Linked DNA regions of Homo sapiens: all the other regions are linked to region 1. Evidence: chromatin contacts called from ENCODE Hi-C or POLR2A ChIA-PET data. All regions are on one chromosome and are shown on one strand. The core of a region is the stretch at or near the end of the contact, and the rest is flanking DNA. Distances in the headings are between cores, read along the strand shown. Region 1 overlaps LINC02834 (long intergenic non-protein coding RNA 2834). Region 2 has its middle 93 kb from the start of LINC02834. Region 3 has its middle 100 kb from the start of LINC02834.

Evidence for each region. Hi-C counts contacts between places; a loop is a spot of excess contacts on that map. ChIA-PET counts read pairs that join two places held with the same protein, here RNA polymerase II (POLR2A). Pooled maps may share reads with other maps.
Region 2: a pooled map of right cardiac atrium shows a loop between it and region 1 (1.8-fold over the local background). The contact joins two enhancer-like sites. A Hi-C loop is called at or near these places in 1 of 37 single-sample maps with no recorded cell type and 1 of 50 pooled maps. POLR2A ChIA-PET finds 5 or more read pairs at or near these places in 2 of 52 experiments (BJ and OCI-LY7).
Region 3: POLR2A ChIA-PET joins it to region 1 with 19 read pairs in activated CD4-positive, alpha-beta T cell. The contact joins two enhancer-like sites. POLR2A ChIA-PET finds 5 or more read pairs at or near these places in 4 of 52 experiments (Caco-2, OCI-LY7, activated CD4-positive, alpha-beta T cell and 1 more).

The regions. Positions count from the first base shown.
Region 1 is chr9:86,699,428-86,703,659 of GRCh38, forward strand. The region is part of intron 2 of LINC02834 (long intergenic non-protein coding RNA 2834); the gene reads right to left. Among named protein-coding and RNA genes, the nearest start is that of LINC02834, 6.8 kb to the right of the region's middle. Within about 2 kb of position 1,349, at least 4 of the 41 ENCODE cell types and tissues checked have a DNase peak (open chromatin) inside an H3K27ac peak, as active enhancers do.
Region 2 is chr9:86,613,023-86,617,126 of GRCh38, forward strand. No RefSeq gene overlaps it. Among named protein-coding and RNA genes, the nearest start is that of LINC02834, 93 kb to the right of the region's middle. RefSeq lists an enhancer at 2,458-2,959. Within about 2 kb of position 2,294, at least 4 of the 41 ENCODE cell types and tissues checked have a DNase peak (open chromatin) inside an H3K27ac peak, as active enhancers do.
Region 3 is chr9:86,805,655-86,810,056 of GRCh38, forward strand. No RefSeq gene overlaps it. Among named protein-coding and RNA genes, the nearest start is that of LINC02834, 100 kb to the left of the region's middle. Within about 2 kb of position 2,082, at least 6 of the 41 ENCODE cell types and tissues checked have a DNase peak (open chromatin) inside an H3K27ac peak, as active enhancers do.

The DNA of each region.
Region 1 (4,232 bases), core at 99-2,598:
CACGGAGAAGCCAGAGTCAGCAGAGGGAGGGAAGGAGGAGAAGAGAAAGAGCCAGATTAAAAAAAAAAAATCACAGAGAGGCTCATCACACCCCATCCACTCCTGCAGGTTTCCAAGCTGGTTCTTGCCCAAGCAAGGCCAGGTGAGAAATTTTAAATTAGATAACAGCTTGGCACTTTACTATGGAATCTTCCCGGTATTTCATCTAGGGCAGAGAAGAATGATTTGGCAAAATTTGGTTGAAAGTGTTTTGCAAATGAGAATGAGTTATATGTAGGAGGACATTTCTCCACCGTGTGTGTGTGTGTGTGTGTGTGTGTGTGTATTTTCTTCTGAAATTGGGATGCATCTTAACACCAGTGAGTACGTTTATGGAGGTAATTTTCTTCCTTTCCCTCCCTCCTTCCATTTTTCTTTTTTTCTTCTTATTTTTTCTGAATAGTTGTTATTGAAACCATATTGTATCTTACAATCAGAGCTGAGGAATTACTGCAAGTTCTATTTTTTAAAAATTTGTATACGTTTATGGGGTACAAAGCACAGTTTTGTAACAGCATAGTGGCCAAGTCAGGGCTTTTAGGGTATCCATCACCTGAATGATGTACATTATACCTGCTTAGTAATTTCTCATTATCTATCCTGCTCCCACCCTTCACCCTACCTGTCCTATCATTCCACTCTCTGTGTCCATGTCCACCCATTTTTATCACCCACTTATGAGTAAGTTCTATTGTTACTACACTTGTTCTTAGCCAAAAGGCCAAGAAACGATAAAAGTTCTATTGTTTAATGCAATATTGCTAGTGTGAGTTTTTCAGTGGAAGAATGCTTCTTAAGCATAAAACTGTTCCTTAATTTGTATTATGTTATCAAGCTCACAATCTCACAACAAGAAATGGACAGCTAACTTTCCCCACCGTTAGCTATCTTTGGACTTACTTCAAGACAGATTTAATCTTTTAGGCAGAACACTTCGTCTGTAGTGAGTATATTTTCCTTTCTCAGGATGGTTTCAGAAAGGGAAAAGAAAAAGAAGTTTATTTCTGTAGGAAAAATTGGAACCAAACTGACAATCTGTCTATTAACTTTGGCTATTTTGGTTTTTCTTTTTAATTGTACAGTAAAAGGCAGAACCAGATTTAAGTTTCTCAGAATCTAACAACAACAACAACAACAAGAACAACAATAACCACAACACAACAAAATGTCCTCATTTTTGACGAGCTATGTAGAAGTTTCTACTTTATGTGATTTAAAAGGGGAGAGCTGGAGAATCCTGAAAAGATGGAGCTTCTAATGGAAAGGCTGACAGACCCTTAACGACGAGCCTGTTGCCAGGCGCCACCGTAATAAATGGTGGCCAGCTTCCAGGAGGGCTCACAGCTGCATGTCTGAACTTTATCCAGCTAGAGTTTGCAGGCTCTGGCCAGCTTGTAATTCATTCTTGGCTGACACATTCCAGTTCATAATTAGTGTAGTGCTAATATGATCCTCATTTTTTAATTCTTTCCTGTAAAACTGGACTGTTTCAAAAGACAAAGATGTACTTCACTTGGCCATCAGGAAATCCACACGGTTGGATTCTCCAGGCGCTCACGTGTGGCTGGAATCTATAGAAAAGGGAAGTAGGTTCAGCTTTCTTCTGTTTCCCTGTGAAGCAGCCTATAGATCCCCAGATTTTATTTCAGCATATGTTGTCAGTCTCTCCCCTCATAAAATCTTGTTTTCTTTTGGCCTCCTAATGCATAGAAAATGGATCACCACTCTCCCTTGATCTCACTCCTCATGGACAAGTGTATATAGATGCAGCCTGTCAAATGGAATGAACAGTATGTGCACAGATCATACATTTCCATAATGGATCTGCAACTTGCATGTTTCACATTTGTTATAATTTCCTGAAGTTGCTCTGATGGATTTGTAGTGTGGGCACTTGGCCGAGGTGAAACTACATTTCCCAGAATTCTCTACCTGCATGGTTCCAGGTTGGCTTGCACCACAAGAAGTGAGAGGTAGAAGTGACATTCGGGGGTGCAGAAGCACCTTGTTGGTAGCTTCTCCAATTCCTGGGCCAAGTGTAGATTTTGTTCTGTGATGAGAAAGGTGCCAGAATCACATCCTTTAATGGGATGTTTGGAGAAACCAATATGGATTTCAGTCCATCCTCATGGGTTCAAGCTCATTGCCATGGGATCCACTTTTGTCCCACTCTCCCCCACTTCAATTCCGTCTTTCTTTCCCAGGTGCCTGCCCTGCTGACTTTAGAGCCAACACAGACACAACAGCCTTACAGCCTTACACAGACTGTTTAATCATCACCTATCATTGTGTAAGGTCAAATTCTCATAACAAATCCCTTATTTTATATCACTGTAGTGATTCTTCTCCTCTAATCTCACTCTGCCTGATACAGTTACATAACCCTTCACAATCTTGCCCTAGAACAGTGCCCAGGAAGTACGCAATCAATTTTTGTTACTGAGGCAGAACGGGTATCTTTATTGTCCTTTTATAGCTGAGAAAACTGTGGACAAAGGGATTCAGTGACTTAACCCAGCCAGTAAATACCAGAGATAGGATTTGAATCAGACCTTCTGAGACCATACCCAGTATACCTGAGTGGGTACCATATGTAAACTGAAATCAAAAGAAGTAACATGTGAAGAGGTACTCAACATTCCCAGTAATCAGGATCACACAAATATGAGATGCCATTTTTTTTTACCCATCTGGCTGCAAAAGTTTGTAATGGTAGATATGAGAAAGAATCTTCTCATGAGAAGAGGAAATACTTATGAACTGCTGGCATTAACTGGGGTAGTCACTTGCGACAATTTGGTATTTGCTAAAATTTAAAGAATTCATATCCATGACCCAGCAAGTTCATTATGCATGATTTACTTCAGCATACACTTCCATGTGTGCGCAAGGAGGCATTTTTAAAGATGCTCAGTAGAATAAAATGATGCACATTAGCCTGATGAAAAGGTGATGATGCATTCATACTCCAGAACAAGGTAGTCCTGTCTACACTCAGGTGGAAACCACTTCATGAGTATTGTAACATAAACAAGAAGCAAATTACAGAATTATATGTTTAAGGAGTACAATTCGTGTAAAAACACACAAATTAAACGGGGCTTTATGTTTTCCGTGACCAAATATATGTAAGTAAAAGTATTTTTTAAAAAGTTGGCAAGCTAATGATGATTAGAAGAGAGAGGGAGGAAGCTGTGATAGGGAGTGATAAAGCTGGATTTAATTTATTATGTTTTTTTCTTTTATAAAGAAAATGCATTTATTACCTATGTAATTAATTTTTTGGCTCCAAAAATAAAGGTAACATGTATGAAAGATGAGTTATAGGCCTCACTGAGTACTAAAAGAGGAATGGTATGTTTGAATTAATTTCATTAACACTTTCATTTTATAGAGAAGGAAATTGGTACCCAGAGGCAGGAAATGATTGGCTGAAGGCAGAATCCAGTAAAAATTTGAAATCAGGAGTGTCTCAGAAAAGTTGTTGACAGAGTTTCTGAAATAATCTCTGAAAATACTTTGATGAAATCAGAGTGTATTTCAGAGCACCATTGTGGGGACCCCCTGAATAAACATGATCCAGTTTCAGGGGCTGTGATTTAGCCAGTTGGCAATGTTGCCCAGGGACCCTGTTAAGATCACACAACACCTTACTATCATCTTTGATTCTTATAGTCTATTGCTAATTCTATATGTTTTTCTAACATCTTCAACCTTTGTTGCCTCAGTAAATTCATTTTCTCTGTAGCAAGTTCAAAAACACTTTGACCTTTGTCCTTCCTCAAGGTGGGCCATTTTTGCAATATTTACCTAAAGGACAGAAAACTCAGAGGCAGTTCCCTACAAAGCCGTTCTTTAAACCAACAGAAATATGTTGGTGGTAAATTTTTGGTGGTAAATTCTGAGTTTATTTTTCTGATGACCCAGGATAGAGGGAACTGGGTTCTGCTTCTACGAATATACAGTACAATCGTGCTGCATAACAACGTTTTGGTTGATGACAAACCACATATACCATAGTGGTCCCATAAGATAAAGGAGCTGAAAAATTCATCTTGCCTAGTGACGTCGTAGCTGTCAAAACGTAGACAATGCATGACTCATATGTTTGTAGTTATGCTGGTATAAAGAAACCTACTGCACTGCCAGTCATATAAAAGTATAGCATATACAATTATGAATAGTGTATAATA
Region 2 (4,104 bases), core at 1,044-3,543, 85 kb before region 1:
TTAGGTATCCTACCTGAGCTCACGTATCTTTTCTCTTGCTTCCAGCACAAGAAGGTGAGATTCCACACAGCATGATAATTACCTATTTACCTGCCAAGGCCACCCTCTTGGTGGCTCATTTCTCTAAGGAGAACCTGGGCTCATCACATTCACCACTGTTTCCCTGGGCAAGGCCTCCAGAGCCAGATAGTACATTATCCCTGAAATGAAATTTGAATCAAACACTTCCAGAACAAAAAAAGTTTTTAATTGTCTGTGAACTGTTTTGACATTTTTGTTGCCAGGTAGGTAGGTATGGAAAGTAGTTTTTAAAATAGACATCAGGATCTGTGACCTTTTGCCAGCACGGTCTGATGTCTGAGCTCATGTTTAGTTTAAAGGGCTACCCCTCCAATAAAGATAAGCTTATTAACACATTATTCTCTTTATTTGGCTTTTTAAACCATGATTCTCCTTTGAGACCCAAATTATTCAAACACAGTAAAATGTAAGAAGTGGCAGTGGTCCAGTAGACATAGATTTTGCAGCAATTCAAATCACAGAATTCCAAATACAAAAAACTCACATTTAGGATTAGAATATTGCTGTAGTTTTGTTTTCAAGGTAAATACAGCGTGTGTGTTTGTGTGTGTGTGTATGTGTGTGTGCATACACCATGAGGTCCTGAATCAAATTTGTTCTGTCAATTGTGTTATCAAAAAGAAAAATTACAGGCTAAGCATTCCTAGAGCAAATATGTTTTACTAATATCATATATTTACAATTTATACTCAAACTGCTTCCCAAAGATATTTGAAGCAATTTATATTAATAACTATATATAAAAAAATTCTGTTGTAGCAATGACTCTGTACCAATCAGAAAAATTACAAGCTATACATTCCTAAAGCAAATATGTTTTACTAATATTATCATATATTTATAATTTATACTTAAACTGCTTCCCAAAGATATTCAAGCAACTTATATTAATAACTACATATAAAAAATTCTGCCGTAGCAATGACTTTGTACCAGTCACTGTTCTATTTTTTACATACGTTTCTATATCTTCATATCTGTGTTTTCTGTTTATGTGTATTAACTCATTTAACTGTCCCCATTTTACAGATAAGGAGACTGAGGCACAGAAAGGTTAATTAGCTTCCCCAAGTTTACACGGCTGATGAGGGGCAGAGCCGGGATCCAAACCTAGGTAGTCTGACTTCAGAGCCCAGACCCATGCCCTCTGCCAGCATAATTAGAGTAAAACTGGACAATTCAATATCATACAGAAGTGAGGAAGGAAACAGACCTAAGGCATCGGCTAACATAGTCATTGTGATTAGATATTCAATGCGAGTCTCAAAGTCTTGGCAATTAAGACATAAATGGAAACATATCAGTGAGAGAAAGCCCGTCAGTTCAAAATTCCTGATGCTGAATTTATTTATTTATTTATTTAGACACAGAGTCTTACTCTGTAACCCAGGCTGGAGTGCAGTGGTGCAATCTTGGCTCACTGCAACCTCTGTCTTCCAGGTTCAAATGATTCTCCTGCCTCAGCCTCCCGAGTAGGTGGGATTACAGGCATGCACCACCACGCCCAGCTAATTTTTGTATTTTTAGTAAAGACAGGGTTTTGCCATGTTGGTCAGGCTGGTCTCGAGCTCCTGACCTCAAGTGATCCTCCCACCTCGTCCTCCCAAAGTGCTGGGATTACAGGCATGAGCTACCACACCCAGGCTGATACTGAATTTAAAAAGTAACATCATCATGCAAATGTTTTGGGGGGCTATAAGGCCTCGACTGGTTTACTCAGGATAGTTTAGTCAGCATGTATGTGGGGGAATGGCTGGGTGTCGACTGACCTCTGAGTCTTCCTCACAGGGGCTGGTACTGCTAGCACGGAGGAAATGAGAGGGGGGGACGGGTAATGCCTTCTGGGCCAGCATGTTTGGGGCAAGCAGGGTGTACCTTATGGGGACACACTTTCTGTCAGGAGCAGAGCTGGGCCTCCAAATGAAAGGCATCTGTTGTTCTCAGGCACATTCTTGGCATTTCATTTGAGAGAAATGCCTGATGGCCAAAATACCAGCAACGTGCTTGTAAATAACAAATTCCTCAGAGTTACTGAACACATCTCATCCTCTTTTTCAAAAAAGCTTACAATCATTCTTTTGCAGCTTACATAGATGTATTGTTTGCACACCAGGGTTTTTCCTGTCAAATATAATACATTCCTTTGTATCCTCTTGCAATGATTTTGAAACACACAGTTATCTACCAGAGACTTAGTCCTGAATTCTGGCACCTGAGCATGCATTGTCATGCCTTGTGAGATTCTCATTGAGTGTGCTGTGGGAACGAGCAGGCAAGGCCCCCACTGAAAGCATGGCTGATGACATAGGGTCAGAATCATTCATTCCTTCCACAAATATTTCATGAGTTAGTTCATGGCACATGTTAGGATCTACACTGGGGATTCAATAATGAATCAGGCGTAATCGCTGAAGGAATAGAAGGTCCTTTGGAAAAGTCTGATAGGACATATGCAACTATCATACAGAGTGATAGGTGGTAAAATAAAATTAATGACAGGGTGTTGTGGGCTCTTATTTCAGCAGGGGGCAGAAGTGAGCACAGAGAGATCCTTGAGGAGATGACATCCTAGCTGAGCAGTTGTTCTGAAGATGAGAGTAAGCAATGCTGTAGGAAAAGGCTGTTAGGAAGAAAGGGAGGCATCAGAAAGCCTGGGACAATGGGACAGCAGGTGCTCTGGAAACTCTAAGCAGTTTGGAATGGCTGTAGCACATGCAAGAGGTGAGCTGAGGGGCATGCACTGTCTGGGTCATTTAGTGCCGTGGAGCGTGCTAATAAGTTTGGACTTTCTTTTTTTGGGCAATGTGGAGCCAATGAAGAATTTTAGGTAAGGAGGTAGCATCGTCATCATCACTATCTTTTTCATTGCTCCTTTGTATGACTTATGTGTTAGACAATGTTCTAGGTGTAACATACACAGTATTGCAGTTGATTCTCCCAACAATTCTCTGAGAGAGATACTATTATTATTTCCATTTTGCCATGCAAAGATGGGCTTTAGAGAGTAGAGTCTATTAGCTTGCTGAGGCTGCCAGAATAAAGTACTACAGACTGGGTGGCTTAAGCAACAAAAAAATTATTATTATTATTATTTATTATTATTTTTTGAGACAGAGTCTTGCTCTGTCGCTCAGGCTGGAGTGTAGTGGCATGACCTCGGCTTGCTGCAACTTCCACCTCCCAGGTTCAAGTGATTCTCCTACCTCAGCCTCCCGAGTCGCTGGGATTACAGGCATCTGCCACCATGCCTGGCTAATTTTTTGTATTTTTAGTAGAGACAGGGTTTCACCATGTTGGCCAGGCTGGTTTTGAACTCCTGACTTCAAGTGATCTGCCCGCCTTGGCCTCTCAAAGTGTTAGGATTCAGGCGTGAGCCGCTGCGCCTGTCCCAAAAAATTATTTTCTAACAATTCTGGAGGCCAGAAGTCCAAGATCAAGGTGACGGCAGAGCTGGTTTCTCCTGGTCTCTGCCCTTGGATTGCAGATGGCTGTCTTTTTCTTATGTCTTCACGTGGTCTTTCCCCTGCACCTGTTTGTGCCCTGACCTCCTCTTCTCATAAAGACACCAGTCAGATTGGATTAAGGTCTACACTAATGACTTCATTTTAACTTAACTACCTCTTTAAAGACCCCATCTCCAAATGCAGTCGCAACTCAGCATATAACAAGAAGTAACTTGATCAAAGTCACAGAGCTGGTAAGTGGTGGTGTGTGGAATTGAACCCAGGCATTCTGACCTGGAGCCCGAGTTCTTAACCATTATGTTGTAAATCTCAGATTTGTGTTTCAGAAAACACATTGAATGTAGAATAAGGAACACACGCTGGAATGGGTAAAGTCAAAGTGAAAAGGACCAGTGAGGAGGCTTTTGTAACAGGTCTAACTGAGAGAGAATTGCACTGAACTCTAACAGTAGCAAGGGGAGTGCCCACAAATTGATACCTTTAGGAGAGATTAAGGAGGTATGAGAACATGGTGACTGAGTGAGAGAAGGGAATGAAGGAATGGACGAGTTGAGAACAT
Region 3 (4,402 bases), core at 832-3,331, 110 kb after region 1:
GAATGCTTCTGCCAAGCCTTCCCAGTGACAGTCTGAAAGTCACCTTAATTGTATCAGCTCAGGTGACATGTCCACCCCTCAACCAAAAATTGTGTCCAGGAGACTAGAGCACCGCTTCAGTCAACCATGCCCTTCTCCTGAAGCTTCCACCAAAACAGAGATGACATGGGCTGGGTAGAGGAGGGGCAGATGCAGGATGAGACCTCGGTACTGTTAGGAAGGGGAGGGGAGGGTGAAAATGAAATGAATGCAGGTAGGCAACCAACAAAGGCCATCCACAGTCCTCCCCTGTTATCTTTTCCTGCAAATGCAAGACCCGAGCTAGAGGCCTTCTTCACCCTATGAATTCCCAAGGCTCTCCAAAAGAACACTCACGTGTGGTCACAAACCAGTCTAATTGGCCCAACTGAGATACCTCGGGGTTTTTTCCATTTCCTTTTGTTCCTTCTGCCTATTCCATTTCTACTGGATACTGCCGTTTTGGCCATGCACTGCTAAAACTTTGATGAGGGATTGCCAGGCCATGGTCTTCCCCTGGCACCACAGCCTTCTCTCATCAGAGCTCCCTGCGGATGTTCTACCCCAAAGAGAAGGAGAACATGCATTTGTTTTACAATTTGTCAGAGAGGCCTCAGAGAATAGTTTCTTGTGCCCCAGTATCTCAGGGAGTTTTGGGGGAAACAATTCTTTCAAACTTTTTATTTAGAAAAAGATTTAAAAGACAAATAGGAGATCACACACTTCACTAGACTAAACTGACCCTCCTCTCCTCTACAGTGCTCCAATCTTCATCACCAAGCCTGACTGGGCAGCCTGGATCCATCTTTCTTAGGATAGGGGCTCATAACAGGGGCATCCATGAACTTGACTGAGAAAAAACATATATATCTCTACTTTTGACCTCTAGCTGAAATTCAGCATTTCCTTCAATTATATGTGACCAGCAACAACTGTAAGAGCACTACCTGTGACTTTGTCACCAACAGAAATCTCAGATCTTTTCATAACCTATACAATTGCTACAAATATCTGAAAACATTGGTTTTTGCTCTTCAGTACTTTGGAATTATAGTAGTAATTAACTCAGCACCAGATCTTGTTATTTAAAGAGTCAATAAAGAAGCACACATACTAAAATATATATTGAGTGTTTTAATAATATTTTGACAGATGCATTTTGATATAATTGATTGCCCAGGTTATCCTATGTATTTTTGCTAAATTCATATAAAAACACTATTTTGAGAAGTTACCCATAAGCTTCACCAGACTGCTAAAGGCATGCATGGGCTAGAGGTGATATGTCCCCAAACTTGGCATGACTTATTCCCTTAGTAGAGACATCACGGAACTGGCTTTTTACTTTCTGTGTTAATTTATTTCCATCAAGCATGTCTTCAGTGTTATAAATTTAGAATCTGATTATATTCCCTCCTTGCCCCTATATTTCACGTCTGCTCCCCCATGGGAAAAAAGCAGACAAGCTCCGTCACTGTTCAAGGCTCACACTGTCCAGGGCCTCAGTTGCATCGCAGGGGCAGATGGGAGCATGGATACTTCGTACATGGGCCTTCATGGTGCTCTTCACACTCTGTGGTCTCAAATGAGCTTCTTTCTTCTTTTCAGTTAAAGATTAGGCAAAAATAATCAAATGCCCTAGTTTCCTTATAGCTGCAAATTGTTTTGAAAAATGCAATACAGACACCGCCCTCCCCCAGGACAATTTTCTTCTTCAAACCAAGAGTGGGGGGAAAATGTCATCTAAATGTGAATCTAAAATGTTGATCTAATTACTGAACCCCCCAATATTTCAAAGGCTTCCAACATTTTACTTCTTTTTCCCTCTTGCTTACTGTCTGTTACAGATTCTCAGGCCTGTTTCTGAAACCTCCCTCGCCTCACTCTGTCTCTCAGCCTTTCCACCGTCTGTTAGAGAGAATTTCAGAGTTCAAATGAGAAAAAAATCACCACATCGACACGTCCAAATGCTTATCGCTGTCTTTGGCAGCATTTTTGTATAACAATTCAAGCTACGTTCTCCGTTTCGACCTCGAATCATTTATAAAGGCAGGTCTCTCCCTGACGACGCAGGGAGAGAATAGGCTGCCAGCGTGGGTGGTCTGGGGCTCAGGAGCCCAAACTCGGAGGGAACAGATGACATCATGGATTCACATGGCAGGTTTATGAAGCTGCAGTTCAGCTCTCCGGAGCAGTAGGCCCAAGTTGCTGCATTATCTCTGCTAGAGCATTCAACGCTGGACAGACACGGGACAGGGAGAGTAGGAAATGATATTTTTTAACTTGACATTCAGGAAGATTTGAAGATTTACAAGCATTAGCAGGATACTTCTGAAGCTCTATACACTGGGGGAAGGGAGGCTGGGCTCATTGCACCCGAATGATTTTGCAAACCGGCACACCTACCCGTCCCTTTGCCTGTCTGATTTGCTAATTCTGTTTTTTTTTTCTTCCCCCTCCCAAAAAGACTGTTATTGGCCTTTTCTCAGACTTCTGTTAGGCATTCTGGGCTGGCACAGAGGATCACTGAACACCACTTTCTTCACGGGCCTGCAGGAATTTCAATCTGGGGTGAGGTTTATGCAAACACAAATTAAATCAGACATCCATGGAGTTTTCACCAGATTTCAAGGTTATCGGAAAACACCTGCCCTTCATAAGAGAATGTTCCTGAATCCTAGCCCAGGGACCCACTGAGCTTTCTGCTCATGGTAAGGAATCTGAGGTTACAGGCACGAGGCAGCGCTGCATGGGCTTCACGATGCATGTTGGCTGTGAAATGTAGGCATCAGTTCTGTGTATCTGATCTATTATAAGCAATTACTCTCCATTTCCTAGTTATGTGGTACTATTGTAATAACTAATATGTTAGATATTTTCTTCAGTAATAGCTATGGCTTTCCCCAGTAGCTAAATAATTACAGTTTTTAGCTATAATCTTCTCAGAATATCTTAGCTTTTTTTTTTTTTTCTCTGAGACGGAGTCTAGCTTTGTCGCCCAAGCTGGAGTGCAGTGGTGTGATCTTGGCTCACGGCAACCTCTGCTTCCCAGGTTCATGCAATTTTCCTGCCTCAGCCTCCCGAGTAGCTGGGATTACAGGCACCCACCACCACGCCCAGCTGATTTTTGCATTTTTAGTAGAGATGGGGTTTCACCATGTTGGTCAGGCTGGTCTCGAAGTGATCTGCCCTCGAGTGATTTGCCCGCCGTGGCCTCCCAAAGGGATTACAGGCACAAATCACTACACCCGGCCTATCCTAGCATTTAAATGCTTAATGGATCCAGCCTACATGAGCTGGATCTTAGATTTGTCTCTTGGTAGTTTTGTGACCCTTGGACGAGTTATTTTAACCTTTTGTTGTCTCAGTTTCTTTGTCTGAAAAGTACGACCATAAGAATTAGTATCTGATTCATAGTATTGTTTGGAGAACAGATAAGTTAATACGTATAAAATGCTTAGAATAGTGGTTAGCATATAGTAAGTGCTGAATGAATGTTAGCTATTTTTTATTACTGTTATTATTATCTTTATCATTTTCCTTTTTTTTTTCTTTTGAGACACAATCTCACGATCTTTCCCAGGCTGGAATGCAGTGGTATGATCACAGCTCGCTGCAGCCTCAAACTTCTGGCCTCAAGCAATCCTTCTGCCTCTGCCTCCCATACTGCTGGCATTACAGGCATGAGCCACCACACCTGGCCATCATTTACCTTTTTGATTGACGTTTTCTGACATCTTGCCCAAGGCATTTTTGTGGACATTACCTTTCCTTCCATCAATGCACCCTGTCGTGTTAAAGAACACAAGATATCTAAGTGTAAATGTCTGAAACTCACACGGCTTTCATCCGCAACTGCCCCAAAATTCAAAATAGGAGAGAGTCTTAGGAATGTCTGAAGATTTATGACTGTTTTTTAAAAGAGGGGGAAAATTGTCACCAGCAAAGGATAGCCTTGAGTTTCTTTTTCTGACCCTGCCATAGCCTTGGGAGCAGCTGCAAGGGGACTTGGTTGTCATAAAGAGGCCATGCAAGGATGCTACAGACAGCTGAGTCGCAAATGCGCCTGAGCCGCTGATCTTCGTGGGGTCCTGTAATAAACACTCAGTTGTCCAACGAAAGGAGTCTGACTCCCACAGGGAAGTTGCCAAGAAAAATTGATCAGCCGATGGATTTTGCTTTTTGTAAACTCTGGCACTTAGACATTTCCCTTTAACAGCGTTTGAGATGACTTTGCTAGGGCGGCAGCTGGAATGGGAATCAGATGGTGTCGGAATGGAGCGGGGTCAAGAGCCTGCAGAGCCCATGGAGACAAAAGACCTAGCTTCCAGTTCCAGCCACTCACAGGCTGTTGCTGGCACCTTCTCTCAGTCTCAGTTTCCTC